Regions from separate parts of the Mus musculus genome. Here region 2 is linked to region 1. A link is a loop called in an ENCODE intact Hi-C map of the cell type or tissue named here. Cell type or tissue: left cerebral cortex. All regions are shown on one strand. Links, peaks and the distances in the headings refer to the core of each region. The heading gives the core; the rest is flanking DNA. Region 1 holds the start of Mrpl37 (mitochondrial ribosomal protein L37). Region 2 overlaps Tceanc2 (transcription elongation factor A (SII) N-terminal and central domain containing 2).

Region 1 (15,195 bases), core at 4,180-12,179:
CCTCTTCTTCCTCCACCTGGGCTGAACGTAGTTCCCAGAAGGCCTGTTTCCTGTCCCCCTTTCCGAAGTCTGGCTAGCAGTGCTCAGTCTGGAATGCCATTCATTCCTTATCACCATCTCTTCACACTCCTCCTTCAAGGACAACCTCCCAGAGAGGATGTCAGGGTAGTTCTGTCTGTAGGGTCTTCATGCCCAGTTTCTCTGCATCCTGCCCCCTTCTGTGCCAGGACAAAAGCCTTTCCCATTTCATGCCTCTTCTGCTGTGCTGTCCCAGCGCTCAGAGCCTTCTCCACATACTTCTCTTGTTACTCAGTCCTCAAACACTCATCTACCAGGAAGCTGGGCCTGGGTTCCTTGTTTATAGCTCCCTTTGTTGGGCTGGGTCTCTACTCTCATGACTAACATCACTGTATTGATTTGATCATTTGTCCTGGGTCCTCCGGGTCAGGCTGGACCCTTGTGACAGCACACACAGGTACAAGGACTTCCTCCCCACTTCTCAGCTCAGTACTCTCCTTCTACCAGTACATAAAAGGTGATAGGTATGGGATTTCCTAAACTCTCCCACTAACATGCCCTCTGGGCATAGCATCCTCCTCCGAGAGCCCCTCATAAATGATTGCTCCTTCAAGCCAGCCCATTCTCATGCCAGCCAATAGATGGGAAGCCCTCTACCCCAAGCAAGCCAGAGAGGGAGATACGAGTTCATAGCACCTTACAGAATCTTCAATAAGAATTGACTCACCGGGCTGGAGAGATGGCTCAGAGGTTAAGAGCACTGACTGCTCTTCCAAAGGTCCTGAGTTCAATTCCCAGCAACCACATGGTGGCTCACAACCATCTGTAATGGGATCTGATGCCCTCTTGTGGTGTGTCTGAAGATGGCTATAATGTATTCATATACATAAAATAAATAAATCTTTTTTTTAAAAAAAGAATTGACTCACCTTGATTAAAACGTCAAAGTATCCTTCTGCAGTGACAGGGCTGATGGGAGTGTAGGCTCTCTGAATCTCTAAGCCATCTACTACACCTCTGGAAAGTACAAGTGCACAGGAAGTCAGGTAGTCAGCCATTTAACAATGATACCTCCCCTGCCAGGTTAATGGACTTGAAGGGCAGATCCCAGTCATTACCAGAATGACATTGTCCTCAGCAAGGGACAGGTAAGGAACAGCAGAGGAAGAACAGCGAGCTCACACTACCCATGCTAGCTACCTGTGAGACCTGTGCACATTACAATCTCTCAGCAGCACCTCATGTAACGTACAGGTAGCCATTTAGGTCCTAGTGGTGTGACTTCACAGGACGTCGACCGAATAGTACATCAGAGAGTACACCGATGCTGTGAGCAGTCTGTGGGTCATTACTGTGGTTTCCCTCTCCACTACAAACAACACAGAGAAAAGCGGCTGCTGACAGCTTATGGAACATTACAGGAGACAGCAAGCATGAGAACTGGGAGAGCTCTCCAAGGGCCTGAGCCCAAAGCCCTGCCAATGTACTGACTGTTTTTTACAATGTCACCAACACTGGGGTCAGGAGAGCAATCTTGAGTCCTGATGACAGCTATGAGGTATGAACACCTACTGTGTGCGTATCAGGCATATTACATACATAATTTCACTTGAAATAACAACCCAGGGCTACAGAAATAGCTCAGAGCTTAAGAGCACGCATAGCTCTTGCAGAGGATCTTGGTTTGGTTCTCAGCACCCATACTGAGTGGCTCACAACTGCCTGTAATTCTAGTTTCAGGGAATCTGACACCTTTTGACCTCCATGAACACTGCACACACAGTGCACATACATACCCTCAACACACATACATATACATAAAAATAAAAAGTAAAAAAAAACAACAACAAAAAACCATCTTGTTGTAAATGCAGACTGCAGTGTGTAGACAAGGAAAGCCCTTGCATAGCAAGCATCTGGCCCATGGCTCCAAATCCAAGTTTAGTTCTGCTCCCCAAAGTATCTCAGGCAGTTACTCATGGTGGTGCACCCCGTAGTCCCAGCACTTGGGAGGCTGAGGCAGAAAAACATGAGTTTGAAGCTGGCCTGAAGTACATAAAGACCGTGTAAAAACAAACAAACCACAATAAAAGACAAACTCAAAACCCGACACCCAAACAATAACAAAAATCCTGACAGCTTCGCAGGCACACTGAGAACTCCACTCTCTGGTTTTATTGTGAGTACAACAGTCTGCTCTACGAAGTGTGTCTACGAAGACTGAAAGGCCCTGTCCACATGCATCGCATGCAGAGGCCCTAGACAGAATGTAGGAAATGCTTATGAAGTACATGCAGAAAGCAAGAGTGGAACAAACATGACTCAGAAGCAGAGAGCGTGACACCACTTACTGAAGCAGGGAAAGCCTGCTGTGTCTCAGAGAGCGTGAGCATGCTCATCTGTGAACTCAGAAGTCTGCTGGAGTCAGGTACTGATGCAACGAGGAGCACCAGAATCTGTCTTACTGAGTGACACGGTCACGTGTATCAGGAATGTCACTGGGTGGTAGAGAGGATGGTGGGGAGTCAGCCTACAGGTGGGGCGTACTGGTAACTCCAATTTATGGGTGGAGAGCTGCAGAGCATTATAACCTGCATTGTGGCTGCTCCTGACAGCTGGAATGGCTAACTTCAAGGATTACCAGCCAGGTCACAGGCCAGAGCACCTGAAAGCAAGCGGTCAGTCTGACCAGCAGTAAGCTCTTTCCAGTCCCCTCCTGCCTCGTCTTCAGGCCACGCCTTGTGGGTTTTGTGTTTTGTTTTGTTGGTTGGTTTCTTTTCTTCTTGCCAACCCCATAAGCTCCAGGTGTCTTAGGGTTCAGCCCTATGCCCATTTTCCTTCCCACATATGACTATGCTCCTGAATGCTGTCTGGGTGTGTGGTATCGTTCAGATCCATGTCTGCAGTACTCATCTCTCTGGAGAGCCTCACATACGCACCCCTGCCTGCCTGAAAGATGCTCTCCCAGGACAGGTGGGGATGTTCATGCTGGGGACACACAGGTCAGAAGGAAGCGCAGAGGAAAGGACACTAGTGTACTTCAGCAGCCAGGCTGTCTAGGCTGCAATCTGGATCCCGTGTCTTGGTGGCTGTGTGAGACGGGGAAACTTTTCTGTTTGCTTGCTTGTTTCCTCTTTTATTATATCATTTCTGTTTTTGAGATAAGATATAGAGCCCAGAATAGCCTCAAACTTGAGATATAGTCAAGGCTGACCCTAAACTTTTTTTTTGTTTGTTTGTTTTTTAAAGATTTATTTATTTTATGTGAGTACACTGTCGTTGTCTTCAGACACACCAGAAGAGGGCATCAGATCCCATTACAGATGGATGTAAGCCACGATGTGGTTGCTGGAGTTGAACTCCGAACCTCTGGAAGAGCAGTCAGTGTGCTTAACCACTGAGCCATCTCTGCAGCCTGACCCTAAACTTCTAATTCTCTTGCCTCTACCTTTTATATGTTCGAGTTCTTTACTCTTAGTGTCCTTTCTATCATCAGATGCTAATTACAATGGCTCCAGAGACAGACTGCTTGCTTTCAAATCCTGATCCAATATTTCCTGTATTAGCAAGTTCCTGAAACTCTCTAACTTTAGCGTCCTCTGGGGACTTTGTGAAGGTTAAATGAGTTCATGAATGTGAATAGACAGAACTATGCCTTGGCTAGTAAGTGCTATCAAAGTGCTGGTGTCATTATATATCACAAAAAACATCACTGAGCTCCACACCCAGGGCCCTGAATCTTATGCTGCTGTGTCCACCCTGAAGCAGGCAAACAAGGGCTTAAGAAAGGCCAAGTAAGCCCCCCAGCTACTCAGCTGGTCAATGGCAAAGCAGGGCGGCAGACATCGGTCCTCCCACTACCTGCATGTACCGTAGGATGAGGTGCTGTCCAGGACGCAGGCCGAGCCGACTGTTCCCGGGTAGTGTAAACCGGACAAGATAGGTGTCCTTGGTGACCTTCTCCATGGTGCTGATGTGGAAGGCCAGGAAAGTCTCTGGACTCAGCTTGGCAGAACAGCTCTATAAGAGGAAAAGATTTGACCTCAAGAGTCAGACCCAAGGAACACACTCCTAGCTCCTTTCCCTGATTTCGATGAGCGTCATCTCCTGATGTGACAGAGAGTTGGCCCTGGCTTCCTCTTGATCTACAGCATACATAGTACATGGAGTTTACTCTTCTTGTAAGCTTTCTGTAGCTCCCCACAACTGTAGGACCAAGCCCAGGCTCCTTAGCCTACATTCGAGGGTGCAGCAGACAACTACAAGCTTCATTTTATTTGCCAGAGACCAGACCTTAGGCTTTCATTCCCCCTCCCAAAGCCACCTGTCATTGCACACCTACCTCAAGGTCTTTATTGTTCATAGTGTATCCCCTGTACAAAACACCTGCTCATCCTTCAGATCTAGTCAGTTCCAGAGCTAGAGAGTTGAAAAACTGAGGGCGCCTTAGAGACGATCCAGTCTAACATCCTTGTATCACATATGGGGACGCTGAGGCCTGAAACGTCTCAGGTTTTGGATTTCAGGAGGAATGCTGGGGTAGACTGTCCTTCTGAGAACAGAGTTATTAACAGCAGAGGCAGATATTATGGCGGGAGTTCCAAAGAAGGCTCAGGCTCATGAAGCTAAGTGGGGGTTCCTCTTACAGGCTTCAGAGAGAAAAGGGAGGTCTCAGGTCTTGTAGCTGATGAGTAGGCCATGATACCCAGTGGCAGTCAGGTTGTCTGATTCCCAGGAGGCAGGAGAAGGGAGAAAGGTCCATCCCTCAGTTAACCTGCGTCCATAATATGTAGCCCTGATTAGGATCCTCAGTAAACTTCCTTTGGGGATGTGAGAATTAGAGTCACAGACAGTCACAGTATGGAGCCTGCCTGACACCTGACAGCCATCACAGAAGCTGTGAGGGTAGAGAGAGAAAGGCTGCAGCAGGTGAGCATGGCCTGAGAAGTCCCTAGTGGAAATCTAACAGTCAACCGTGAGCAGGGACTCAAATTCATGCTCATTGCCCCTAACATCCCAAGCCCTCCCTGTGTCTTCTATGGGAAGCCTTCTCTGAATACCACGGCTACCACCCAGCTTGCCTGCTTGCCTGTTGTCTCCTCACCCCCTGCCTCTGAGACAGGGTCTCATGTAGCTCAGACTGACCTCACTCCTAGTTGGCCAAGGTTGGCTTTGAGTCTTTGATTCTCCGGCCTCTAGCTTCTAAGTGCTGGGATTAAAAGAGTACGCCACCACACCCAATTTTGTGTATGCATTTCCAAAATGTAAATTACTAGGGAAATTAGTAAATTATTATTACTTCATTACAATTTAAAAGATAAAATTATTAGATTGAAATATGCTGTTTTGCGTGGCGGTGTCGCACACCTTTAATCCCAGCACTCAGAAGGCAGAGGCAGGTGGATTTCTAAGTTTGAGGCCAGCCTACAGAGGGGAGTTCCAAGATAGCCGGGGCTATACAGAGAAATCCTATCTTGAAAATCCAAAGAGAGAGAGAGAGAAAAAAAGAGCTGTTTTGTAAGACTTACCAAATTTTGTAATACCGCGTAATTTTCTGTTACCACAGGTGATTACAGAGCCACTACATACTGAACAGAACTACTGTAAAATGAACGAAGGCTTAGAAAGGGAAGAGAAAGCCATTGGGCTCCAGAGTAACAGCAACACGCCCTATTTACCTGTCTGTATCGTACCAAGTTAGTGTGCTCTTTTGAGGGCAAGGACTATGCCTTGCTCACTCACAAATCCTCATTGGCTTATAGGGCCTGGTGTATAACAGGTATTCAATGGATATCTGTTGAGTGAAATAATCATTAGGTTTGGCGTTAAACATTACAAATAACTTGGTCCATTTTATAGATGGCAAAATAAAGGCACAAGGTTAAGGGACTTAGACTATATCCACATAGCTAACAGGCTGATTTCAGGTCCTTGGATCTATTTGCTTCCATTATAAGGACTTCTTTCTCACCACTGACTAGTCAGGGAAGGCTTCCCATAGCAGGGGCACTGAGCAGGGCAGGGCGGGGCAGGGCCAGATAGATATGGCCACTCTGGACTCCTCACCTGGCTCTCAGGTGGTTGCTTCCCACTCAGCAGGCTCCTGTCATTTCTGGCTCGGGCTGTTTCCCATCTTTCCAGGTCTCGGTAGTAGAGGTCAAAAACACAGGGCGAGCAGCCACTGCCGCAGCACTGGGAGGGCAAGGGCTCCACAGGCTTCAACCGCAGCCAAGCCTCAGAATCCTCCTCCTCCTCCGTCTCAGCCATTGTCAGTGGGGCTTGGGCAATAGGGGGTGGGAGGGGGGAGGACACAAGTGAATAAGCCAGGCCTCTCTTTGCTGTCCGCCTGGGAGAAAGAAGATGTGGGGGTTGTACTCTGTTCTCTCTCTCACACTCTCCCCAAGGCCCACCAGGCTATAGGGACAGGGATGGCTTAACCAGAGGATCTGCTGTCATTTGGGGGCATGCTTACTGCTTATAACTATTGGGGTTTTGTGTGTGTGTAAATCTAAGCAGAGGCGGGGAATTTGGATTCAGAAGGCCTCTCCTACTGTGCAGGAGCTCTTTGACTTTGGTGTGTTTCTGAGGCTGGGCCACCAGTGAGAATGAAGTTGGTGTCTCACTCTTTCTGTATTCTGCCAAACACCTGGCATACAGGAAGCTCCCATGGCCTGGTGAGTGTTCGTTCCCTCTATAGTCCGGGAGCTGGGTACAGGATTTGGTGTTGTAAGGCAGAAGGCACAGGACACGGTCCCTGTCCTTGTTAAGACCTAGCACGGTGTTATACTCATCCAGTCACTCCATCTGTACTGTGCATCAGATAACTGAGTGAATGGTGCCTCTCTTTATGGCAATTACTCTTAGCATTTGGGAAGGAGATGTACTAAGACAAATGAAAATGCTTTAACTGTAAACTGCTGGGTAGTCTGAGTGTTAGTCATATTGTCCTCTGCCTCTTTTGCATTCATGGGGGTTAAATAGTCCTATTGTCTCAGTCGTTTTGGAAACTGGTAGACAAGGTGGCCACTTCATGCACAATTTTAAAGATGAAGTTCCTTCCCATCTGGGAGGCACAATCCCTGTTGCAGCCTCGCCCTGGATGCTTATCCCTACTCTTCAGGCCTTGGCTGAAAGGTCATCTCCTCTCAGAGACCTTCTCAAGTGTTCCCCTTGTCATTACCAAGCACCTTATTTGTTCTACTATGTATTCATTTGTTAACCTAAAGTGTGTGTCACGCAACTGCTCTAGAAGCCAGGGAGAGTTCACGGGCCGGTCACTAAACAATGCAACTCTGACAGTGGTCAAACAAGAGAAAAGACCTAAGGGACAGGAAGCATGTGTGTGTTGCCACCGTTCACGTCGTGCACTCATGTACTCACTCGGTGGTCCCTCAACCTATGCCCACCCGATGCTTACTTAGCACAGTCCTCACTCTGACCCCCGCAGCGAGCCTGCCAGAAGCCAGTGCACTGGACCCGCCTCCGGGAATCGGAAAACTTAGCAGCAGCAGAGCAAAAGTAACTCGCGTTCGGCGCCGGGCGAGCCGCAGTGCCAGCAGTCGGCCGCCAAGCTGGCATAGAAAGAGGTACCCGGGCCACTCGCAGGCTCTGGGAAGCCGCAGCCAGGAAAGTGTGGGCAACGCTGAGAAGGGCGGAAAGGATGGCAGTTCCAGAACTCATGAGGCGTCGGACCCGCTAAGGCATTTTAACTCCTAATTTTACAGCGAGGAGACCGGGCCCTCTCACGTTCTAAATGCCTAAGGGTCAAAGGCGTGCAAAGTACAGATCTGAGGTCCCTACGCTCCTCCGCGCCGGCCGCGAGCTCCACCACCGCGCTCACCTACCTACCAGCAAGTTTCTTCACGTGTGGCACTTCAGAAACCCCAAGCAAAGAGCACCTTCCAGGTTCCACCAATAAGGATGGGAACTGCCTGAGGGGCGGGGACAAAGCAAGCATATTCTAATTGTGATTGGGTGAAGTGTCTGTCATTCGCAAAAACCCGTCATTGCGCTCCGCCCCTTTGGCTCCCAGCAGTCCCTGCACGGGCAAAGATGGCGGCGTCCAGGTAGAGGTTTTGTAGAAACGGAGTCGGTATGGCCTTGGCGTCCGGGCCCGCTCTGCGGGCACTCGCTGGCTCTGGAAGGCTCGGCCTCGGAGGTTACGGGACTCCGAAACGTGGGGCGTATGAGTGGGGCGTGCGCTCCACGCGGAAGCCCGAGCCTCGCCCCCTGGACAGGGTGTACGAGATCCCCGGTCTGGAGCCCATTACCTACGAGGGCAAGAAGCACTTCGTCCCGTGGCTGGCGAGGCCGATCTTCCCGCCGTGGGAGCGCGGCTGGAATGACCCACGCTTCCACCGTGCCGCCCCGATCCACGAACAGACTCTGTACAAGGAAGAACCCTGCTACATCTTCCACCAGCGTTGCCGACTCCTGGAGGGTGAGGTCTCAGGACAAACGGGAGGAGACGCTGTCCCAGGCTCAGCAGTGACCCCGAGCCTGGGGAAGTTTCTTCCTCTGGAAGTAGAATAGAGTAACACCCGGCTTCCAAGAGTTGTCAGATCAAGGTGTTTGTGAAAGGGAGCAATGGAGAATGTGTGCAGAGAGGAGGGGATTTGTCTCCATGCGTGGAGAGGTGATAATAAAGCAGGTCTACAACGCTCCTTTTCTGGGGGTGTCTTTTGTTAAAATAGGCCTGGGATATGTTTTCAAAGAAAGGATTTGCACCCAAAAGTCTACCCACTTAATAACAGGTCAGAATGTCTTGAGCCTTTTCCTGAGTTGGAGGCCAGCCTAATCTACAGAGTGAATGAGTTCGAAGACAGTCAGGGCTACACAGAGAAACCCTGTGGGGAGGCGGGGGAGATACATCAATGTCTCAAAGTCATTCTGTTTCTTAAGAGGAGTGTCAGGAACTGTTTTCCAGAGTTGAACCCTCTCAGGATCAGGATGAGGATAGGGAAGATCCTAAAACCAAAAACAACTGAAGTCTGTGGGAGCAGAGATTCCAAAGGATAACTAGGAAATACAGAGACCCAACAAGGTTTGGAGCCAAATTAAGAGAATCAGTCATAAGTTTGGAAAAATCGATAGCCATAGGCCAGCCTCCTAAAAGGCCCACTTCTATGCCTGCAAGCTGATATTTTTGGCCATTAACCATTTTCTGTGAACTCAGGAGGTGCTGTGAAGGATCTCACAGACACGACCCCTTTGCATTACCCTGACAACGAATGCCTAGTGGATGGATGTGTTTCAGAAGTTAGGATTGCACCTGGAGATGGTGGTGCATGCCTTTAATCCCAGCCCTCAGGAGGCAGAAGCAGGAAGATCTCTGTGAGTTCAAGTCAGCCTGGTCTACTGAGTGAGTTCCAGGATAGCCAGGGCTACACAGAGAAACCGTGCTTTAGGAAAAAAGATCAGAAGTTAAGATTGCATTCATTGAACCAGTCTGAAAATGTATTTTCTATCCTACACTTTCTCAATGTACAGAGAGGTCTTATAAAATCCCAATAAACCCTTGTGAGATATGGCCCTGAGAAGCAGACTGGGGTTATAGAGAGACTGTGGACTTTATGGTAGACAGTCTCAGGTTCTCCTCTTACCTGTATTACCTTAAAGATAGGCAACTTGAAGCAAACTCAGTCTGTCCAAGTTTCCCCCTTCATGTCAGAATCCCATCTAACTTGTAGGTAAGTTCATGGCACAGGAGGTGACATTCAGTAAATGGCAGCTCTAAATACTTTATATTTTGTTAGGTGCTAGAGAGCCATAAAACATGGCTTGAGATTGCTAGCAGAAAAACATCACAGAGCTGGGATTTTATTTGAAGGGCTGGTATCCACTGAACTAGTCTCACAGCTTTGATTTCTCTGTGGGGAGTCAGCAGGGAACTCAGCTGTCTTGAGCATGGTTTGAACTCCTCCTGTTTTTAAGCACTCATTCCCCGTATTCTGCTCTTACCACCTGGAAGTTTCGGTTTTCAGATATCTCAAAAACAAAACCAGAGTCCCTTGAGGCAGCCTTTTCTCTGGTGCTCCCTGACAGGCATAAACATCTCTTCCTGAGCCCTCCCCTCCCCTCTCCTCTCTCTCTCTCTCTCTTCTTTTGGTTGTCCCACAGGGATGAAGCAGGCTCTCTGGCTTACTAAGACCAAGTTAATAGAAGGCCTCCCCAAGAAAGTGCTTAGTCTTGTTGATGATCCAGCTAATCACATAGAGAACCAAGAACAGCGTGTTTTGGATATCATCTCCCATGCCCGGCTTTGGCACTCCACTGAGGACATCCCCAAGAGAGAGACTTACTGGTAAGTTTCCTCCAGATAAGATAACTGAGGAGTGTTGGGAGTTATATGTTGCTTTAAGTCTCCAAATATCTCTTCTTTCCTCCAAGCCCACTCATTGTGGACAGCCTCATACAGCTGTGTAAATCCCAGATTCTCAAGCACCCTTCTCTAGCCAGGCGGACCTCTGCCCAAAACTGCACCTTAGCCACCACCTGGAACCGCGGTAGGTCACCCTATATACCAGAAGGCCTTGCTGGGCTTTTTGTTGTTGTTGCTTTTTTATTTGTGTGTCTTAATCTCTCTTACTGTCAGCCCCACCACCAGGTCCCATCCCTCTCATCCTGCTACATGCTCTTTGGGTTCAGAAGCACCCTTCCTTCAGAAATACCCTTCACTGCATAGCACAGGCTGGCCTCAGACTTGTGATCCTCCAGTCTGCACCACCAGGCCCAACTTTCTCGTTTCTGTTTTTACCTGCTTCTAAGACTTTATTCCACCAGTGATGGCTGACTGTGTCTGTTGAGTCCCCAGAGCATGCGGGAGTGTGTAAATGCCACAGCCGGGGACATGGTGGGGCACACTGGTCTCTCCCTCACCAAATCTGTAGCTTTGCTTCCCTTTCCTACTCCTGCACCCTCCAGGGCCACGTATGCACAGAGCAAATCACCCAGCACTGTCACTTGTCATGGGACAACAGGCCCTCTGTGCTGTGGCCTCCACCTAGCCCTAGCTGTGTCACCTGTTCTGCCAACCCCCTCCCCAGATCACTAAGTTTGTCCCGTAGAGCTTTTTGGTATCTAGCTTTCCTATCTGCACATGCTGTGTGCTTGGCAGTGCCTGCTGGCGTTTCAGACAGCAGTGTCAGTCCAGGAGTCTAACTGATAGAATTAGGGAGCAGGGAACCCCGCGGTGGAATATGTGGGACTTGGGATATCAGTTTAGTCGGTTTTCTCATCTCCCCCTCTGCATATGGACTTCTGGCAAGCAGTCAGCCTGGCAGAGGTAATGGCACCGCTAAGGAAATTAGTGCACCTCATTAATGGAGAGTACTTGTTGGCCCATTGTCAAGTATTACCTCTAATTAAACTGCCCCATTTTGCACTGTCACTGGAGGAGAGATGTGGAGGGAATTGAATTAGAAACCACACTACAGTGATCTGTGGGGAGAATCTAAAACCCAAGGTTAGGAGAGGTCCAGGCATTTGTGTAAGGAAACAGGAAGTGCCTTAGGAAACTAATCTTGAGGTGCAATTACTGCAGAATTTATCTGTCTGCAGATGTAACATTCATTTTTTTTACATATCTTGGGAGACTGCATGCTAATTAAATGACATGCCATCGACCAAACCATTTTCTAATCTTACAACAGCCCTAATCTATCACCTTTACACCGAGCTTTGACTCTTTCTGAAACCCAGGCACCTGCAGAGGGCAGTTGCCACTCAGAGCCACTCAGGGTGCTGACAACAGTCTCTCCAAACACATTTCGTCTGGTAGTGGCATGTGGCTTCCCCATGGGAACAGTACAGGTGACATTTCCACATACTCACATATCCACAATTCAGTGATTAGTTAGCTGTGTGTGTTCCTCTGACCACCTGTAGAATACATGTTAATCCAACTTCCCCCAGGCTCTGTGATCCGCCTGGCTTTTCTCGCTCCGTTGTTAAGAAGAGTTTGGGTCTTTGCCTGGGTTTGAAGAATCTCCTCTGCCCCTGCTCACGGCACGTCTCCTTCTCTGCCTCTTGCTCTCTGTGGCATGTTCAGCTCACCCTGGTTTGTGCCTCCATGCTCTTGCGTGCTAGTCTTCATTTTCAGTGCCTGGCAGGCTCCTGCCCTCACCAGAAACAGTGAGGCGTTTGGCAGTGTCTGAAGCCAGCTTTGATCATGGACCCAGATGGCACGAGTGAGGATGGAGGTGGACTTTCTAGTGGCCAGAGGCCAGGCTGCTGCTGAACACGTACATGTACAGTCCAGCCCGGTGATGGAGAGTGAGCTGGTCCACCTGCTCCTACTTCAGATACCCTTGGCGGTTGTTTTGTAGCACTCTCACTGTGCAGCCTGACGGGCCTTGAACTCGCTGAGATCTGCTTGCCTCTGCCTCCTAGGTGCTTCAACTGCCCAGGCTTAAGGAGTTGCTTCCTTCAGGAGGCGCTCCGGGCTTCGCAGAGGGCTGTGTCTGAATATGGCTTGTGCTTCCCATAGCAACACTTGCTGCCTAAAGGGCTCCTCGAGAGGAAAGGTTAATTCTGGCTTATTTTTGGATCCCTGGCTTGGAGTTGATGGAAGATGAAAGATGCCCAGGAGTCAGGAGCCTTGAGATTTATCAGAAGAGCACCCCAAGAAAAGAATATGATAGTTCCTCATCTCTTGGGGGCTCAGAATTATTGTCCCAATGCCATGTGTGTGCTCTGTGACCAGGTTGGTCACCCAGAGAACCTATAACAGACTGGACTCAAGGTTTGTGTGTAGTGAAGGCTTCTTACTCTGAGAGCTGTACAAAGACCCAGTTAGACTAATCTCTTTTTCCCTATTTTAGAGTCTCTTCTCCTTCAGGTCCGAGGTACTAGTAGTACCATACTGAGTGCCAAGGATCCCCTGCCCGTCATTGCCTCCAGGGAGGAGGTTGAAGCTACCAGAAGTCATGTTCTTGAAACCTTCTATCCCATATCTCCTACCATCGATCTTCAAGAATGCCACGTTTATGAAGTGAAAGATGACACAGGTACGGAGCAAAGCTTTGGATTTTAAGCAGTGTGGAGAAAGGGATATGTTTTTATTCCTTCCGTTTTTTTTTTTTTTTTTTTTAGAGAAAGATAAACTTAACAGCCCTGGGGGTTGATAATACAAATGCATTACCTTCTAGAATCTGTGTGGCAGCCTGTGCTTCCTCTTTTTTTTTTTTTTAATTTTTTTTTTAAAAGAAGGCTTGGCATCTTGGTGAGCTTCTTTCTCTCTCTGTCTCTCTGTCTCACTCTCTCTCCCTTCCTTTCTTTCTCTCTTTTCTTTCTTTTTTTTTAAGATTTATTTATTTTATTTATATGAGTACACTGTAGCTGTCTTCAGACACACCAGAAGAGGGCATCAGATCCCATTACAGATGGTTGTGAGCCACCATGTGGTTGCTGGGATTTGAACTCAGGACCTCGGGAAGAACAGCCAGTGCTCTTAACCGCTCAGCCATCTCTCTAGCCTGCTTCCTAACTCTTAATCATTTGCACTTCACGTTAGGAATTGCTTCCTCCCAGAAATGACAGACTTCAGTATCAATCAGGGCCTTTTCCTTTATCTTCTCACGGTCGGTCCCTGAGTCACACTGCCTTGCCGCATCTCTGCTTGGATGTGATTGATCTTCCCCTCTACATTGTGAGCACCTCACAGGCAGCTATGGCCTCCACTTGCGCTCCCCTCACTTCCTGTCTAGAGCTCAGTGCACACAGGCTTCTGAGTGGAGCAGCCTCAAGGATCATGGTGTGCAGGGAAGCCTGGGCTCTCCTTTCTGTGATTTTCAGAGCCCATGTCCCCAGCGGCTTCTCCTTCCTCACCACACTCACCCATTCCAGGCACCTACTCTAGAAGCTCCCAGCTCACCAGAGATTTATTCATAGCCACTCAGAATAGGATCATGACATGACAGTGAACACTCAGTCTTGTCTGAAGTTGCCAAGTCCTTTGTTCCTGATAGAGTACTGCCTTCTGCCTTCGTAGCAGCCATGGCTCTCCATGTTTTAGTATCACTGTCATGTGCGCTTAGATAATCACAAATGGATGGAGTTAGGATGTGTGTAGGAAGTACCTGCTGCAGGTTGGCAAGCATCGTCTGGGATTAGCCAGATAGTAACATTGAAAGCATTCTGGGTTTTCCAGCCACCTCTGGCTTCTGCCTGAGCTCCTCAGTAGCCATCCCGACATCTGTGAGCCTGGTTGTGTTCTATGTCTCCTCACTCTTCTGTCTGTTCTCTTGCAGGGTTCCAGGAGGGCTATCCTTACCCCCATCCCCACACCTTGTATTTCCTGGAAAAGGCCAATTTACGGCCACAACGCTTTCTTCCAGAACAACTAAGGGCTAAGATGCTCCTGTTTGCTTTCGCAAATGCCCTGGCCCAGGCCAGGCTCCTCTATGGGGTATGTGTGTGGAGAAGAAATGAAACTACTTTCTCTCCAGTTGGCCTCCTGCTATAAAGACTACTTCCAGGAAGAATGGCATGGGGAAACTGACTGTGGTTTTGACTAAGGAATTGTAGGAATATGTACTTCTGCTTAACTTGTAGCAACCTGCTGACCTGTCCTGGGGCTGGTGCTCTGTCCAGACACAGTGGCTCTCTAGGTGTCATTTAGATCTCCCCTTTCCAGTATGCCAGAGGATGACAGGGAATAATCACTTCATCCTGCATTTTCCAGCAGGAAGCATGGGGAAAGGACAGGAACAAGGGACAGCCTACTCATAAGCCTGTGGTTGCCTGGGCTCCACATACCAGTGTGCTCTGCAGGGCCATATACCAGTGGGCTCTGCAGGGCCATATACCAGTGGGCTCTGCAGGGCCATATACCAGTGGGCTCTGCAGGGCCATATACCAGTGTGCTCTGCAGGGCCATATACCAGTGTGCTCTGCAGGGCCAGTGTGCTCTGCAGGGTCAGAACTGGAGCACACAGCACTCTCGGGAGGCTTAGGAAGTGAAGCCTTGCAGATAGCCCAAGCAGAGCACCCTCAGCTCAGGGACCCAAGATACCACTTGGTTGTAGTCTTTAATATTAAGTTGAAGTCCCAAGACCTAGCTGGTGTAGATTGGAGGGTGAGAGGTTGTCATAGAGAACTGTCTCAAAATGGGGAAAAAGCCTGGTTGGGGTACCGGGGTGGAAACACAGGCACGTTTCTGAGAGCTCCTGCTGTTCT
Region 2 (15,195 bases), core at 4,213-12,212, 65 kb before region 1:
TAATGGAAGCCCCAGAGCAGAGAGCGCCAGCCTCTCTTGCTTTAATCCTTATGCAACGCAAGGCCCTAATTTGATAATTTTGCTGTTTTTCAGATGGATCACCTACTGGTTGAAAATATTGAGCGGGAAACGTTTCATCTCTGCTCCCGGCTCATTAACGGGCCCTACCGGAGGACGGTACGCGCTCTGGTCTTCACATTAAAGCACCGAGCTGAGATCCGGGAGCAGGTGAAGAGCGGAGCGCTGCCGGTCGGCACGTTTGTACAGACCCACAAAAAGTGACCCGGGGACGGGCCCAGCACCGGGCCTCGCGCCACCATTCAAAGCCTCTTTTGAGTTTGGGTGATGCGGATGTTGGCTGTGCTGGATATTCCCATGGTGCCATTCCTTCAGACAGAACGTGGGGAGCCCTGGGAGATAGGCCTGTGGGGGCGGCTTCATTAGCTGCCTTGCGCTGGCGCTGCCTGACGGGATGAACGGGGCTGTCACTGGGAAGTGCCATCCAGTCACCATCACCCAGCACAATGGAAGGGTGACAGGTTTCACTGTGAGCTTGCCAAGGACACCTCTAAACTCCCCCATGTCAGCAGATGAAGTTACCACTTTATTTCGCCACCCTGCAGGTAACTGAAACTCAATTACCGCTGCTCCTCACGCGGTTCCAGCCCCCTGAGTTTAGACAGCTCCGAAGCCTCTCAGAACTCCCGTCTGCTCTCTTTGCTCTACCCCAGGGGTGAGCCCACTGGAGCCTGCGACCAGCCCTGCTTGCCACCGCTCACTTATCTGAGCCTTTCAGCTCTCCCTGGAAGACCTTCGGGGAGGGGCTCCTGAGCCCCCATGCTGAGGCCTCTAATGAGGAGCTGGCCTGAAGCCTCCCTGCACCTCGGGGTTCATTTGAATACAGCCTCTGTTGAAGATGCATAATGAAATTTCTCTTGCAGTGACTTACTGCTGTAAGAAGAAAAATGCATACGTGAAGATTTTCAATGAAATACATCTACATGTGTCTGCTTGGATGATTATGTAAATGGTACTTGCTCTTTAAAAAGTAATAATAAACTGAGATGTACTAAAACAAGAGGCATAGTTTCCCCCATGAAGCATACTACAGAACTGAGCATGATGGCTCCTGCCTGTAATCCCAGCACTCAGGGGTCTGAGACAGAAGGATTGCTATGCGTTTGAGGCCACTTTGGGCTATGTAGCAAGTACCAAACCAGTTGGAGCTATATAACAAGACTCTGTCTCCAAAAGGGGGGTGGGGGCGGGGAGGAGGGGAGGAAAGAGGAGGTTGGAGCAGGAAAAGGGAAAGAGCGTGGACAGAGTAAATGGGGTAGAAAGGAGGCAGCTGGTAAAGTTCATGGTGGGATGAGAACTGGAGGGAGGCCAGGTTGGTGGCACACACCTTTTATCCTAGCACTTTGGAAGCAGAGGCAGACCAGCCTGTTCTACATAGTGAGTTCCAAGATAGCCAGGGCTACATAGTAAGATCCTGTCCCAAAACACACGCAAACACATACACAGAACCTGAAAAAGATAGCAAGGCTGGAGGAAGACTGTAAACTGGTGTGTGGAAGCAGAGAGAGGGAGAGAATGTGGGAAGGAAAGGGAAAGGGATTGTTTGCAAAGCAAGGATGGAAGGGTCAGGGAGGATGCTGTCTGCATTGCAAGTGTTCCCTGGTCTGAGATGAGTGATAGGGGGCTTGTAGTTCTTCACCCCTGCTCATTTCTCCTGCCTAGCTGGATCTGTCCAGGAGTGTTGCTTTTGCTACCCCAGGGTGGGGGGGAGGGGGAGAGGGGGCAGGTTGCTGGCTCGAGAAGGGAGGGCCACTGTTGCTCATGCAGGGAGCAGAAGCTCAACCACATGGGGTCGGGGAGGGCGGGCGCAGGGAGTGGGGACCTTGTCAGGGACCACTGAGTGGGAAGTGACCACAGTGGGCCCGGGAAGCTTCCAGCAGGAAGTGTTACAGCAGCTCTTGTATGACAGCAGCTCTCAGAAGACCCTTGGAGTAATTCTTACACCGCTGTGTTATGCCTTCTGGGTAGGGTCTTATGTAATATACATTTTGGGGTGGATTAAGGGTCTGACAGCAGATGCTTTCTATTGGCTTGGTCTGAGATGTTAGGGATGCCTCATCTGCACGTGGAAGGACTTGGGATGCTGCACCTACATGACCAATCCTCTCCATGGGGTGTCGTGGTCACATGACAGGGGAACAGGTGAAGCACTTACTGTCCTCTGGTATGAGGTGCCGGGCTTCCGAATCCACACAACCTTATCAAATTTCCTGGCACGGTCGGTCCATTGCCCCGCAGATAACCATAAGTACAGTTTCTCTTCCTTACAAATATTCTGTAGCACTTTAACCTGGTCTAGGTCTGAGAACATAGCTCACAGGAGAGCGCTTGCCTCGCTTACACGAGGCCCTGAGTTTGTTAGATCCCCAGTGCCGCAGAACAAAGAGCCTTTGCCTTATTTCCCTGTCTTCGCTGACCACTCTTCGCAGTTATTTCGCATGACTGTTGTGAGGTGGTCTTGCCACGCAGCCCACACAGGCCTGAAACTTGAGCTGCCCCTGCCTCAGCCCCTTAAATGCTGGGAGGCTTTTAAGTTAAATCTTATTTGCTGCTTTGTGTCTCTACTCTTTCTCCCCACTTGGAGAGCTTCCAGTTCCTGGAAGTAGTGTTTGAGTTTTCCTCCCTTCTGAGTCTCCAGTACCAGGAACAGAGCCCGGTGCCAGTTAGGTGTCCATAGCTGTTGACTGTATAATTGAGCAACCCGCAGTGAGAAAAGAGGAGCGGGTCTAATTAAATCAGGGATGCTTCCTGGAGGAAGGGATACCTGCATGGTTGAGGTGCTTACTCAGCAGAGAAGGCAAACTGTGGAAAGCCGCAGAAGTAGAGGGACAAGTGACAGGTCTAGCTGTCCGGGAGACAGCATGTCGGGCAAGTGTGAAGTGTGACTTTCATGTTCCTGTTGTAATTGTCCTCTCTGAGGCTTACTGCCTCTGTCTGCTAATCTACACCTGTCCTGGACACTTCTAGCCTCTGACAATCTAATCTAGGCCTAAAATGTTTTCGCTTCTGAGACTTACTGCTGAATAAGCTCACCCTTTCTTGTTCTGAGACTTGGCTGGCTGATTCAACTTAGCTGTTCGGGGTCAAACTCCTCTCCATGCTAACTGGTTCAATCTGACTTTTCTCACGGCCTCTCCTGAATTGCTCTGCTTGGCCTCATACTAACTTTAGCATCTGTTCTAATCTTCTGGCTCCTTCTCATTCTCTGCCTCATTCTGTCTTCTCCTGTGTCTAGCTTGTTCTTTCTGCAACCTGTCTCTGTAAAACTCTCCCAGACTGTCTCCTCTCTCCCTCCCCCTCCCTCCTCCACCTCTCTCTCTCTGTACTGCTCTCTTAAGTAGCCTCCCTTTCCTCTCTCTTCTTATGAGAGTTGGGCAGATCCTATTCTGTCAAACCTTTCTCTGATTCATCATTTTATCACTCAATTAGATGCCACTTTCAAACATACATGCTTCCTTCTACAAACTAACTCCAGCCTTCATTGTTTGGGATTAATGGTGTGTGCTAAGGGCTGAGCCACATCACAACTAGAAACAGGTTTTTGGTTTTGTTTCTGTTTTTTCAGCAAATAGCAATCTCACAGTGTGATCAAATATCCTGCAACAGGCAGTTTCTAAAGCATTTGGATTGGTCAAGTTGGTGATACCTGGCTCTAGGGAGGAGACGAGGGGAAGGAGAGAGGGGGAAGAGAAGGCCTTCTTCATAAGCGACCCAGGAGTTCTCCTAACTTAGGGGTCCAGAGTGAGTTAAGAACAAATTGCTTGCTACCCAAAAGATGTCATCGGTGTCAGCTGGAGGGTAAGATGTCTTGGCGATAAGGAAAGCAGCTGCGTTCTTGGTGGCCGTTTTCTCCTTGATGCATGAACAGAATTTCCACGGGTGCTACTGGAGCTGCTGTGAGCCCATGGAAAGGAGGAAGCTGCAGCCAGCTCTGGTCTGGTTGCCTGCCCTCCTGCTGAGAAGTACTTGCAGGCTCCAGATGGTTAGAAATGAAAGGGTTGCTCCTGTAAGGCTGGGTGTTCTCTGTCTAATACATGTGTTCAGTTGCTAGAGGAACCATACCATTAGAATCCACTCCAGAGCTTATTGATCCTTTTCCAGTGCTTAAATTGAAGTCTTAAGTCCTGGTCCTTTGGGTAGGGACTAAGTCTCCTTATTTTCATTCATTCAGTCAACAAATAAATGTTGTGTGTCTTCTGTATGCCAAGGACTAGAGTGGCACTAGGGATAGTAACGAACGAGATAGAATTTCCACTTGAGGGGCTCTTAGTCCAGGGAGGACCGGTAAGTAAATAATTACAATGTGGCCTGTCGGGTGTTTACTGTAGACATTTGTTTTACATGTTGAGGAGGTGGGGAAGCGAGTGAATAGCTACTCAGAGGAGGAAAGGGTCCCAGAAGGTTCATCTCCACAGCAAGGCTGGAAGCATGGCCAGGGGTCTCGGCAGCGTGAGGAAGCCCCGCTCTGCGCAGTGGATCACTGGATATAGTGCAGGGACAGAGGAGAGGTGTGTGCAAAAACATGTCTCAGGAGTCCTGAATGCGTTAGCCAATTGGCCCTCAGGTATAGGTGACCAGAGAAGGTTTTAAGGGAGGCAGTCAAGATAAAATGGTTCTTCTGGAAATAGATAAAGAGAAACAACCTTTGAAAAACACTCTACAATTTAGGGCCTAGAGAGGGGGAAAAAAAAAAAAAAAAAAAAAAAAACCTCACCAACTTCAGATTCAGCAAATTGAAGACTTTTTTTTTTTTTTTTTTTTTTTTGACAAATGAAGTTTAGAGTTGCCCAAACAGATATCATTAGGAGTTCCGGGTTTGATAAATAACAGAAGGCTTAGATAACTCACTTACCGCATTCAATGGTGATGGGACAGGCAGCTGGTCTTTTTTCATTTATAGAATATCAGGTTCTTAAACTGGGAGCTGTCAACCTTGGTTTTCTTCCCTGGCCGCCTCAGGCCTCCGAGCTTCACCCTGAGATAGGCAATGTGTTTCCACCCACGTGGGACGAGGGTCCAGTTGTTACCGCTCATTACTGCGATCAGAAAGCATCAGCCTATGCAGGGAAACAAGGCTGGGGAGCTGCCACTGGTGCAGGGGACACAGGGAACAGGGGACACAAGCTTCAGAGGAGAGCTAGCTTGACATGGTGTTTCCTTTTAAATTCCCCCCAAACGATATAGTTGCTGTCAGGATTATCTATAGGCTAGATTGGTCTCCAGGTCCAACAGGACCATGATGTCCAAAGCAATGCTGTTTTCCTATCTTGTCAGAATCATTCATTTGGTGCTGAATTCTTATGTGCTAGGTACAGAGGTCATGGGATAAATACAACCGACTCTAGCCTCAAGTTCACCGTCTGATAAAGAAAGATGATAAACTGATGTCCTTTTAAAAGTTGTTTAAATCACTCAGATTTGGAGTGTGGGTGGTGCATGCTGTGGTTTACGTGTGGAGGCCAGAGGACAACTTGCAAGAGTCGGTTCCCTCCTTCTACTGTGTAGGTACCAGTGATTAAACAGGCCGTTGAGCTCGGAGGCAACTGCCTTTACCATACTCAGCCGTCTCTCTGGTCCTAAACAGACCATTTCTTTTAAAGGCATTTGATTGTGATTTATGGGAATTCAAAGAAAAGGCAATAAAATAGCCAACAAAAATATTTTTATATCTATTTATTGGGAAATGCATGCCACAATGTGCGGGTGGAGGTCAGAGGACGACCTAGGGGAGGCGATTCTGTCCTACCAACGCTACGGGTGGATCTCAGGGTGTCAGACTAGGCAGCAAGCACCTCTACCTGCTGGACCATCTCACGTGGCCCAGCCAACAAAACTTCTAGCAGATGCTCAGCCCTGCCAGTGAACACTGATGGATGCCATCCTTAGAGGCTTAAGGGCTGGAGGCCTGGAGGTCACCTCATCTCTAAGCCACAGCTCTAGCTGCTGCCAAAGCAGAGGAATCCCAGACAACAACAGCAAAACTTAATGGTAGTTCTGTCAGCATCTGCATCTGTATCTGGGCCAGATGTGCACATCAGCATGTTTTCGGGTACCAGGTATGTAGCCACTGGGCTGTGGAAAGGAAGACAAACAGTTCACCCCACAGTCAACGTTTATCAGTATGCGTTTATCGGTATACATTTACCAGCCTGCCCTCAGCCCTCTCATAATACAAGTTTGCAATGACCTGTTCCACCTAGACAACATGCTGACCCAGTAGATGCAAGACCTCAGCTAACTGGGTCAGATAAGCAAAACACTGGTATATCGGAAGCACGCACTGCAGAGAATAGGGAACTCTGTGAGGATTCAGGGTCTTGACAGCCACCGGTACTTAATACTCCTAGTATTAAGAAAATAATCCCAGGCCAGTAAGCCTCGCCAGGTTTGGCTGACACAAAGCTACCAGGTATTATAGGGTCCAGAACAGAAAAGGGCTTACAAGCAGGTGCAGACTCTATTGCAAGCTGCCGTGCTGAGTGCGCCTTCTGAGCTGGTAGAACCTGTGTTATCTGAGATGGTTGGCAGAGTAAAAAAATGACCTACAGGGTATACAAGACCCCACAGGAAAGCTACAATGTAGCCCCTGGGGATCCAAAGCAAGACCACTCCATTTACCGCCAAGGATGACCAACGGTGCTGGCACACGCCTTCAATCCCAGCACTCAGCAGGCAGAGCAGACAGATCTCTCGGAGTTGGAGCCCAGCCTGGTCTACATAGTGGTTCTAGGACAGTCGGGGCTATGTAGATCTCTCAAAACAAAACAAAAAACATCTTCCAACTGGTCAAGAATTCTGGTGGAGACAGATCACCTGAGCACAGACCATCCGGTTTCCTATATTACTATATGCCAAAGATGTCAATTACACTTGGCCCTGATGCAAAGCTCAGACAGCAGGAAGGAAGCGACATCTTTGGTACCCAGTTGATTGAATTGGCCTCTTGATACACCTTCCCCAGTTAATAAAGTAGGCAGGGGCCTGAGAGATGGCTCAGCTGATAAGAACATTCGCTGCTCTTCCAGAGGACCAGAGTTCTAGTCCCAGCACTTATATCAGATACCTCAAGACACCTGTTAACTCAGCCCCAGGGGATTCAACATCCTCTCTGGACCTCAGTGAGCACCAGCACACACATGGCACGGATTCACACAGACACACAAACACACAGACATGTACTGGGGGGCGGGGGGAGAGGGAGGAGGGAAGAGAGGGGAGAGTGGGGGGGATAAAAATAAGTCCTAAAATGTTAAGAGGCCATGGCCTGAGCAGGATTCGAGGTTACGGGCTCTGATAACTTCAGGGCTGATAATCTGTAGCTCACACCCCCGTGTAAGTCATGCAGACCTGAAGTGCTTGCAGAGGACCCTGAGGCACGAGTCACAGGACTGACTGAGGCCCAACGGCAGCCCCTCCTGAATTCTGAGAGCAACCCCTGGAACTTCCTGTGTGCTGCTGTCTGAGTCCACTCTCAGAGAACCGGACCTAGTAGCAACTCTAGAAAAGGGGTCGGAAAAAAATTTAGGGGACTAGTAGTAAATCTTTTACGCTCTGTTTCTCCTCTGCTGCTAAGGTACCAAGGCAGCCATAGAGAATGCATAAATGTATGTAGCTGTGTCTAACAGCCTTATTTACAGAAACAAGAGCTGGGCTGCATTTGGGGATAGGCCTTACTCTGCTAACCCTTGCTCTAGGAAATATTTATCCCTGTGTACAAACAACTCCCTAGAAAGAATATACTTGGGTGGTGGTGGGTACATGTCTTTAATCCCAGTACTTGAGAGTCGGAGGCACATGAATCCCTGTGAGTTTGAGGCCAGTCTGTCTACAAAGCAAATTTTAGGACAGCCAGGGCTAAACAGAGAAACCCTGTCTCGGAAAAAAAAAAAAAAAGTTAATATTAAAAAAACATGAGCTGGCCAGGCGGTGGTGGTGCACGCCTTTAATCCCAGCACTTAGGAGGCAGAGGCAGGCGGATTTTTGAGTTCGAGGCCAGCCTGGTCTACAAAGTGAGTTCCAGGACAGCCAGGGCTATACAGAGAAACCCTGTCTCAAAACAAACAAACAAACAAACAAACAAACACAAACAAACCATGAGCTGGAAAGTTGGCTCAGCGATTAAAAGAGCTAACCTGCTCTTCATAAGACCCTGGTTCAATTCCCAGCACCCACATTGGCAGCTCAAAACTGTAATTCCAGTCCCAGGGGGTCTGGCACGCTCACGCAGATATATGCAGGTAAACACCAATGCACACAATAAATGAATAAATATACAAATGAATGAATGAAATTTGTGTGTGTGTGTGTGTAGGTCAGAAGACAACTTTTTTTTAAAGATTTATTTATTATTACATGTAAGTACACTGTAGACACACCAGAAGAGGGCGTCAGATCTCATGTTAGTGAACCACCATATGGTTGCTGGGATTTGAACTCAGGACCTTTGGAAGAGCAGTCAGTGCTCTGACCCACTGAGCCATCTCACCAACCCAAAGGGCAACTTTCAGTAGTCAGATCTCTCCTCCCACCAAGTGAATCTGAGGGGTCACCTCAGATCATGGGGCTTGGTGGTAAACACGTTCTCCCACTGAGCATCTCAGTCAGTATCCTCCAGGTAGGACATTTGTCACGATGACGATGACGATGACGAGGCCACTATTGGTGCATTACTATGGTTGTTAATGTTCCCTCTCTAATCCAGGATTTGGACCAGGGTCCTCTGCACTCAGTCTTCGTGCCTCGGCAGCCGTCTTTGCTCTGGGGCAGTTTCCATCTTTTCTTGTCCCCACAGCCTTTCCAGGCTTTGGCAACATTAGCTGGGTGCTTTGCAGACGGCCCCTCAGTCTGGTTTGTATGAGAATTTGCTCCTTGCTAGGCTGGGATCATTGAGGGCAAGAATAGCAGCACAATGAAGTCCCAGCCCACCAGGAGCAAGCACACAGCATCCCTGCTGGTGGGAGCCTCTCTGTCTGAGGAGAGTTCCCTGGGGACTGTTTCCCTCTCTGACTTAGGGGCAAGTCCCTAAAGCCACATTGCTTTCCCGAGCCAGGGAACAGAGGTGGGCGCAACCCACATCCTGGAGCGCCCCCGCAGCTGCTTCTCACGCCTGAGTCTCCTCTGAGGAAGACCTGCCCCTCCCCCACGGTATCTAGTCGAATCATCATGGAGTCCTAGTTGTTCTGCACATCGGGCTGTGATCCAGTCTACTTGTTTTTCACAGCGGAGCTAAGCTCACTAGCTCATGTAGCCCATACTCTTCAGTGACCATGCAGGCTAAGCTGTGCGCAGGCTTCTCCCCAGCTCCTGTGACGCCCCTTGAGAAGACTGCTCACAGGCACTCTGTTACTTACCCAGCGACCTCAGACAAGCCCAACTCTCAGGCCTCGATTCCCTAACTGGAGAGGCAACTTGATGAAACGTTCTAGAGCAGCGGTTCTGAACCTGTGGGTTGTGACCTCTTCCGGAGGTCGAGCATCCGATATCCTGTATATCAGATATTTACATTATGATTTATAACTAGCAAAATTACAGTTCTGAAGCAGCAACAAAATAATTTTATGGTTAGGGGTCATGACAACGTGCAGAAGAACTACTGGTCTAGGGTACAGAAGGGGCTGGTATTTATGCATTTCTAAATGTCTGGGCATCTCATCGCCTGAAAGAGAGCTTACATCCTTAATGGCTGTCTTCTTTATTTATGCTGGAAAGTGGCCTCTGAGCTGCAAGCCCTCGAGAACATCCTATGAACACAGTCTACATTTGTTTCCCATCTCAACCCCAGCAAGTATCCCTTCCTCATTCCTGGGCATTCCGGGGGGCATTCCAGGGGGCATTCCAGGGGGAGTTAGCTCTCCTCCTCTTCCTCACCCTTTTCTCCAGTGGCTGGACCAAAGGCCCACTGCCCTACTCAGTGCCCTTCTCGGACCTCTCACCGTCTGCCCACTGTCTTACCACATGTCTGTAAACGGATAGTGTCCCCCTAAAGTTACATGTTAGTCCCACCTCTCTGTGCTTCAGAATTGACCACGTTTGAAAAAGTCCTGGGAAGGGGTGATCAGGGCGGACTGAGGCCTTACACAAATGCGCTGCTCCAGTATGACGCTGCTGTTACAGAAAGAGGCCCGGGGATGCAAACTGCACAGAGACCTTGTGGAAACCACAGCAAGGACATGGCTGTGTGCAAAGCAGAGAGAGGCCTCAGGAGGCCCTGCCAACACCTCGATCACAGACCCAGTCTCCAGGGAAATCTATTCTGTCACTTAAGTCAACAGTGAGGGGGGATGGTTCGGTCACTAGTCAAGTGCTTGCCACACAAGCATAAGGGCATTAGTTCAGATCCTGGCATCCCTAGGCTTGTTTGTTTGTTTGGTTGGTTTGTTTTGTTTTTAAAGCCCTGTCCTTCTAATCTCGACACTGGGGAATCGGGGGAGGGGGACCCCAAGGGCTCACTAGGCAGCCAGTGTAGCTGAATCAATGAGCTGAAGGTTCAGTGGGAGTCTTGTGTCAAAAATTAGACAGTTGAGCCGGGCGTGGTGGCGCACACCTTTAGTCCCAGCACTCGGGAGGCAGAGGCAGGCAGATTTCTGAGTTCGAGGCCAGCCTGGTCTACAAAGTGAGTTCCAGGACAGCCAGGGCTATACAGAGAAACCCTGTCTCGAAAACAAAACAAAACAAAACCAAAACAAAAACAAAAAAGAAAGAAAACTCCTAGTAATAGACCAGGGGCTGATGACAGTGCTGGCAGCACCCCAAGCCTTTGCCTGCTCTTCCGCCCCAGTGTGAAGCTCTCCCAGGTGGGAACTGTCTGAATCTCTTCTGTGTTACAGCAGACTCTTGTACAGATCAGGGTGCCGCACATCTGCAGCGAATGTGTGGATTAGGAAGCCAGGCTGGGCCCAGTCCATAGCCTTCCTCAGCCCTGGCTTCATTTTCTGTCCTAGGACGCGTAATGCCACTGAACTCCCCAGAGAAAGTTATTTGTCCTTATTGTATGGGTGTGTGGTGTGTGTGTGTGTGTGTGTGTGTGTGTGTAAGAGAGAGAGAGAGAGAGAGAGAGAGAGAGAGAGAGAGAGAGAGAGAAGAAACCTTGAGCATCTCTCTCTCTTCCCCAGATCACCAGTGACTCAGCCCCGTGTGGCTCAGCAGAGCCCACTGCAATGAATGAAGTCCCCGTGAAACCCTGGTGGCCCAGCCCGCCTCCAGGTGGCTCACAAGGTTTCAGACCCAGGCTGTCCTGGAGGAGCCAGCCGGTCTGCTGACAGATGGCGTGGAGCCGGGAGTGGAAGCAGCTTCGTTAGTCCGTGTGGCTTTGGTGGGAATGGGATTAGCATAAGCACCCTGGGGCAAGTGGATAAGGCAAAGCTCCTTTAGTTACACTCAGCTTTTGTCCTCTGCCACAGCCCACAGCCCTCTGACAACTGGTTAGTCCAGCTCTCGGCTTAGGTGCGGCTGCAGAGACAGCATAGGGCCGACTGGGAAGGGTTGCACCTTGACCTCCTGATTGGCCTCACTAACTCTCTGTCCATCTGTCCCGCACCAGGCCAAAGCCCAGCAAAACAAGGGGCATTATCCTTGTTTGAGACAAGAAAAACTGATGGCTCCAAACAGAGTGACTTGCCCAAGGTGACCCAGCAGGAGGCTGCAGAGAAGGCTGGCTATGGGACTGACTGTAGCACCCTTCGCACCCTTGGGCAGCCTTCATCTTCTGCAAAGCCAGCTTGGTCTGGCTGCTTATCCCAGTCATTAGGAGCAAAGTGGAGCTGGCCCGAGTCCTCTGTGCTCTCTCCAGCTGTCAGGAGCAGCAGTCAGCTTTTCTGAAGAGTCCCTTCCACAGAAGACACAGCTCTGAACAGTTTATACAATGTATTTAAAAAAAAAAAAAAAAAAAAAAGGCTAAACTTCTGTCCTGGTCAAGTGTTAGGAAGAACTTATTATACCTTATCTTGGTTTCTGCAATTTTACTAATTTATCAGAATAAAGAACTCCCTACAGTCAGCCTTTAATTCCCAGCCCTCAAGAGGCAGAGGCAGGCAGATTTTTGTAAATTCGAGGCCAGCCTGCTCTACAGAGTGAGTTCCAGGACAGCCAGGGCTACACAGAGAAACCCTGTCTCAACAAAAACAAAAATAAACATAAACCAAAAAAACTCCTTACATGTCTTAAAGACTACAAAAAGATACGATTTCCCTCCCTCCCTCCCCCTTATCCCCCTCCCAGTCTTTCCCTCCTTCCCGTCTCTGCACTCTTGTGTCCCCAACCCAGACACAAGGAGCTTTTTGTATACACTGCAGAGTCAGAGTTACAGTATCTCAGTTAATCCTTTCAAAGTCCTTTGACGTATGTTGTATTACAAAGGCAGAAACTAGACAGGAAGTTGTTTCCCTGAGACCACAAGGTGCTGAGACACAGACCCTGTCTGCTGGGCCCTAACGCCCCTGTGTTTTCCCTTTATTCCCATGGCTGCCCACAGGAGACCAGAGTGAACAGAGTGGTGCAGCCCAGTGTGGAGACAGCAGCTCTGTGGCTCTTCCCTCCCCTCTCCTTCCCTCCCCAGGATTCTTGGGGGTCATGGTGTCTGTGAGCGTGGAGGGACATCATTCTGCCTAACTCAACAGGTTCGGGGCCCATTGAGTGAAGCAAGCAAGGCCTGTGGTTCGTAGCAAAGCCCGGCTGTGTCAAATTGTTTTTAATGCCCAGAGTAAATCACTCAGCCCTTAGGAAAGCAGCTGGCCCCATGCTCCCCTCCCATCTGTTCACGTCTGTCCCTCCCACCACACACCAGCCTGCAAAAAAAAAAAAAAAAAGCCCAGGCAAACCTGAAAGCCTTTATGTCAAAGTCGTCTCGTCGTCATCCTGCCAATTCCAAGTGCCCGGATTACAGGCACACCACCACGCCCAGCTCCACCATCTTCGCTCTTAACCTGTCTATAGAGATTCTCTCTCAGCCCTCTCCTAAGAACACCTTCTGGAAGGAAAGCCATGACTGGAGGACACTAAGCCAGAGCCCAGAGTGCAATAGGCAAAACTTTCATTCAGTGATGCCCGCCTCCAGCCAGCATCTGCATTGGGCCCGGCAGGCTGACCTCATGCCATCTCTGTATTGACAAGCATTGTCGATCGGAGCCCTCCACTGAGTGTCTCAACCCCAGGGAACGCCTTTGTCAGCTCCCCACGTGAGTTCCCGACACAGGCTGTCCCCAATCTCAGGAAGAGCCTGGATAATCTATCTCTCCAGCGGCTTTCCAACTGGGATTTACAGCTGAGCCTGTCACCACGGTCCTGAAGGCTCAATTACAGATCTGTACTCTGGGGCAGGGACCTGCCAGGATTTGCCAAGTAGACCCAAGGGAAAGCCACAGGTCCTGTCAAACCTGGGACCCCCAGAGAGAACAAGGTCACAGGGCTATGACTCTGTGTTTGGCCGACTCCCTTGTCACATTTGAGGAAACTGAGGTCAAACAGGGGAGTGGAGGGGCACTTTTAGAGCTTCTGCCCAGAAATGTGGGACTTGGTGCCATCGAGGGTAACTGCTGAACTGCCCATGAATTATGACTTCAATATTACCAACACAGGCTTCTTTATACGGCAAGAATGTCTGCTTCGGACCATGCTTTGAGACTGAAGTGGAAAGTAAAATCCCGTGCTTCTGCCGACAAAGACTGTGCTCTGTCCCCCTAACACACTAGCAATGTTTTGGCACAGCCCGAAACACGAAGTTGCAGCTTCGGCCATCTGTGACTGCAAAATGGAATCCTGTTGCTGCTCCTAGGTAGGAACTTTCTCTCCTCAGAGGTCTCCTGAGTCTCCAGGAGAGCCTCAAAATGGCCCTGCTATTGTAGATGTTAAGTTATCCTTACTGGATCGTCAGTCAACAAGGCTGGAGGGTGGTGCATGCTGCTGCCTCCATTGGCTGCCACAGGAAAACCATGGGCATCTCCCGGGATCCCAAACCACGTCCTCTTCTCCAGGAGCCACAGGAACTAGGTTGGGTGCCTTGACTCTTAAGTCCTAGGGAGACACAGAGAGTGGAGCCTCCCTGTTGTGACAAATGCTTATCAGTGACCGCTCAGTCAAGTCACCTCCCCTCTCTGAATCTGGACATCCTATGTGACAGTGACATTGAGGTGATGATGACCACTGGGAAGGTGATCGAACAAGGTCACATGGACACATCACCTGGCAGATAATAGGTGCTTGGTGCACACAGCCATCACTGTCCCCAGTTAATACAACATGGCATGAGGCTTTGAAACAAGTGGCTTATATGAGAAGTGACTAGGCTCGTTATGGACGCGAGAGACCAGCAAAGGGAATACCCTCCAGACAGTTTCTGCATGACCAGTCGGGCTCAGCCTCACAGAGGAATTCTGGGTCATAGCACAGAACACACCTCAAAGCTGTCCCTGCCAGATGGTGAGGAAGTCAGGCCATGCATCCACCAGTCATTGCCTAGGGCCTACTGCAGGAGGATAGATGCCAGCTCCCCGGTATCTTTCCTGTGTGCACAGGGCTCTGAGAGCCATAGAAAGTCTCCAGGGAGAATGGCAGGGTTGGCACATGGAAGATGTTAGATCAGAATGCTGAGAAATGGCACGCCCTAAAGGATGGAGCAGGAACTGCCAGCCTTTAACCCCAACACGTTTTCCTGACACCTGAAAGATGAGATACGAGAAGAATCTCTATGGACTGAAGGAGTAGAGAGAAAGGCAGAGATTGCTTGGGATCTGCCTAATGTTACCTTCACATTAACCATGTGACCTTGGTCAGTGCCACTTCTGGTGGGATTTCCTTTCCTGGCAAGCAGGGAGTCCAGCTGGCTATCAGAAGTTCCTTATGTCTTGGCTTGTTCATCTGAGCCTCGAAGTTTATCATCTCCAGGGCAGAACCTATGAGCTTCTCTCCAAAGCCAAGGATACTCAGGCTCCAGGGGGAAGCAACAGAACCAGTGGGTCTCTCCTGTGTCAAAGGCATCACTTGGTACAGCAAAGAGGACCTTTGGTTTTCACCAGAGACCCACTAAATCAGAAGCTCTGAGGGTGAGACCAGCACTCCGTGCTCTGCAAAGCCCGTGGGGAGTTCTGTCTCAGGCTCGCTCGGGTGTGAGTCCCAGACCAGGTG

What was found. Hi-C counts contacts between places; a loop is a spot of excess contacts. Peaks named below come from ENCODE experiments on the same cell type or tissue, not always from the same donor. Only the 100,000 strongest peaks of a DNase experiment are listed, where the experiment ranks them.
Region 2: it touches region 1 in a loop (1.9-fold over the local background); 2 of 42 quality-filtered maps call a loop at or near these places.

What each region holds. Positions count from the first base shown.
Region 1 is chr4:107,059,713-107,074,907 of GRCm38, reverse strand. Mrpl37 (mitochondrial ribosomal protein L37) reads left to right here and starts at 8,042. Exons shown (of 7, transcript NM_025500.2): 1 at 8,042-8,458; 2 at 10,138-10,321; 3 at 10,408-10,523; 4 at 12,840-13,025; 5 at 14,268-14,425. The coding sequence starts at 8,113. Cyb5rl (cytochrome b5 reductase-like) reads right to left here and starts at 7,914. Exons shown (of 7, transcript NM_001346552.2): 1 at 7,863-7,914; 2 at 6,085-6,296; 3 at 3,890-4,038; 4 at 948-1,035. The coding sequence starts at 6,285. In left cerebral cortex, for the core only: no CTCF peak of the experiment used is centred there; a DNase peak (open chromatin) is centred at 7,991; H3K4me3 peaks cover 1,798 bases; H3K27ac peaks cover 935 bases.
Region 2 is chr4:107,124,698-107,139,892 of GRCm38, reverse strand. Tceanc2 (transcription elongation factor A (SII) N-terminal and central domain containing 2) reads left to right here. Exons shown (of 5, transcript NM_025617.2): 5 at 94-5,731. The coding sequence ends at 282. Among named protein-coding and RNA genes, the nearest start is that of Cdcp2, 35 kb to the right of the region's middle. In left cerebral cortex, for the core only: no CTCF peak of the experiment used is centred there; a DNase peak (open chromatin) is centred at 9,183.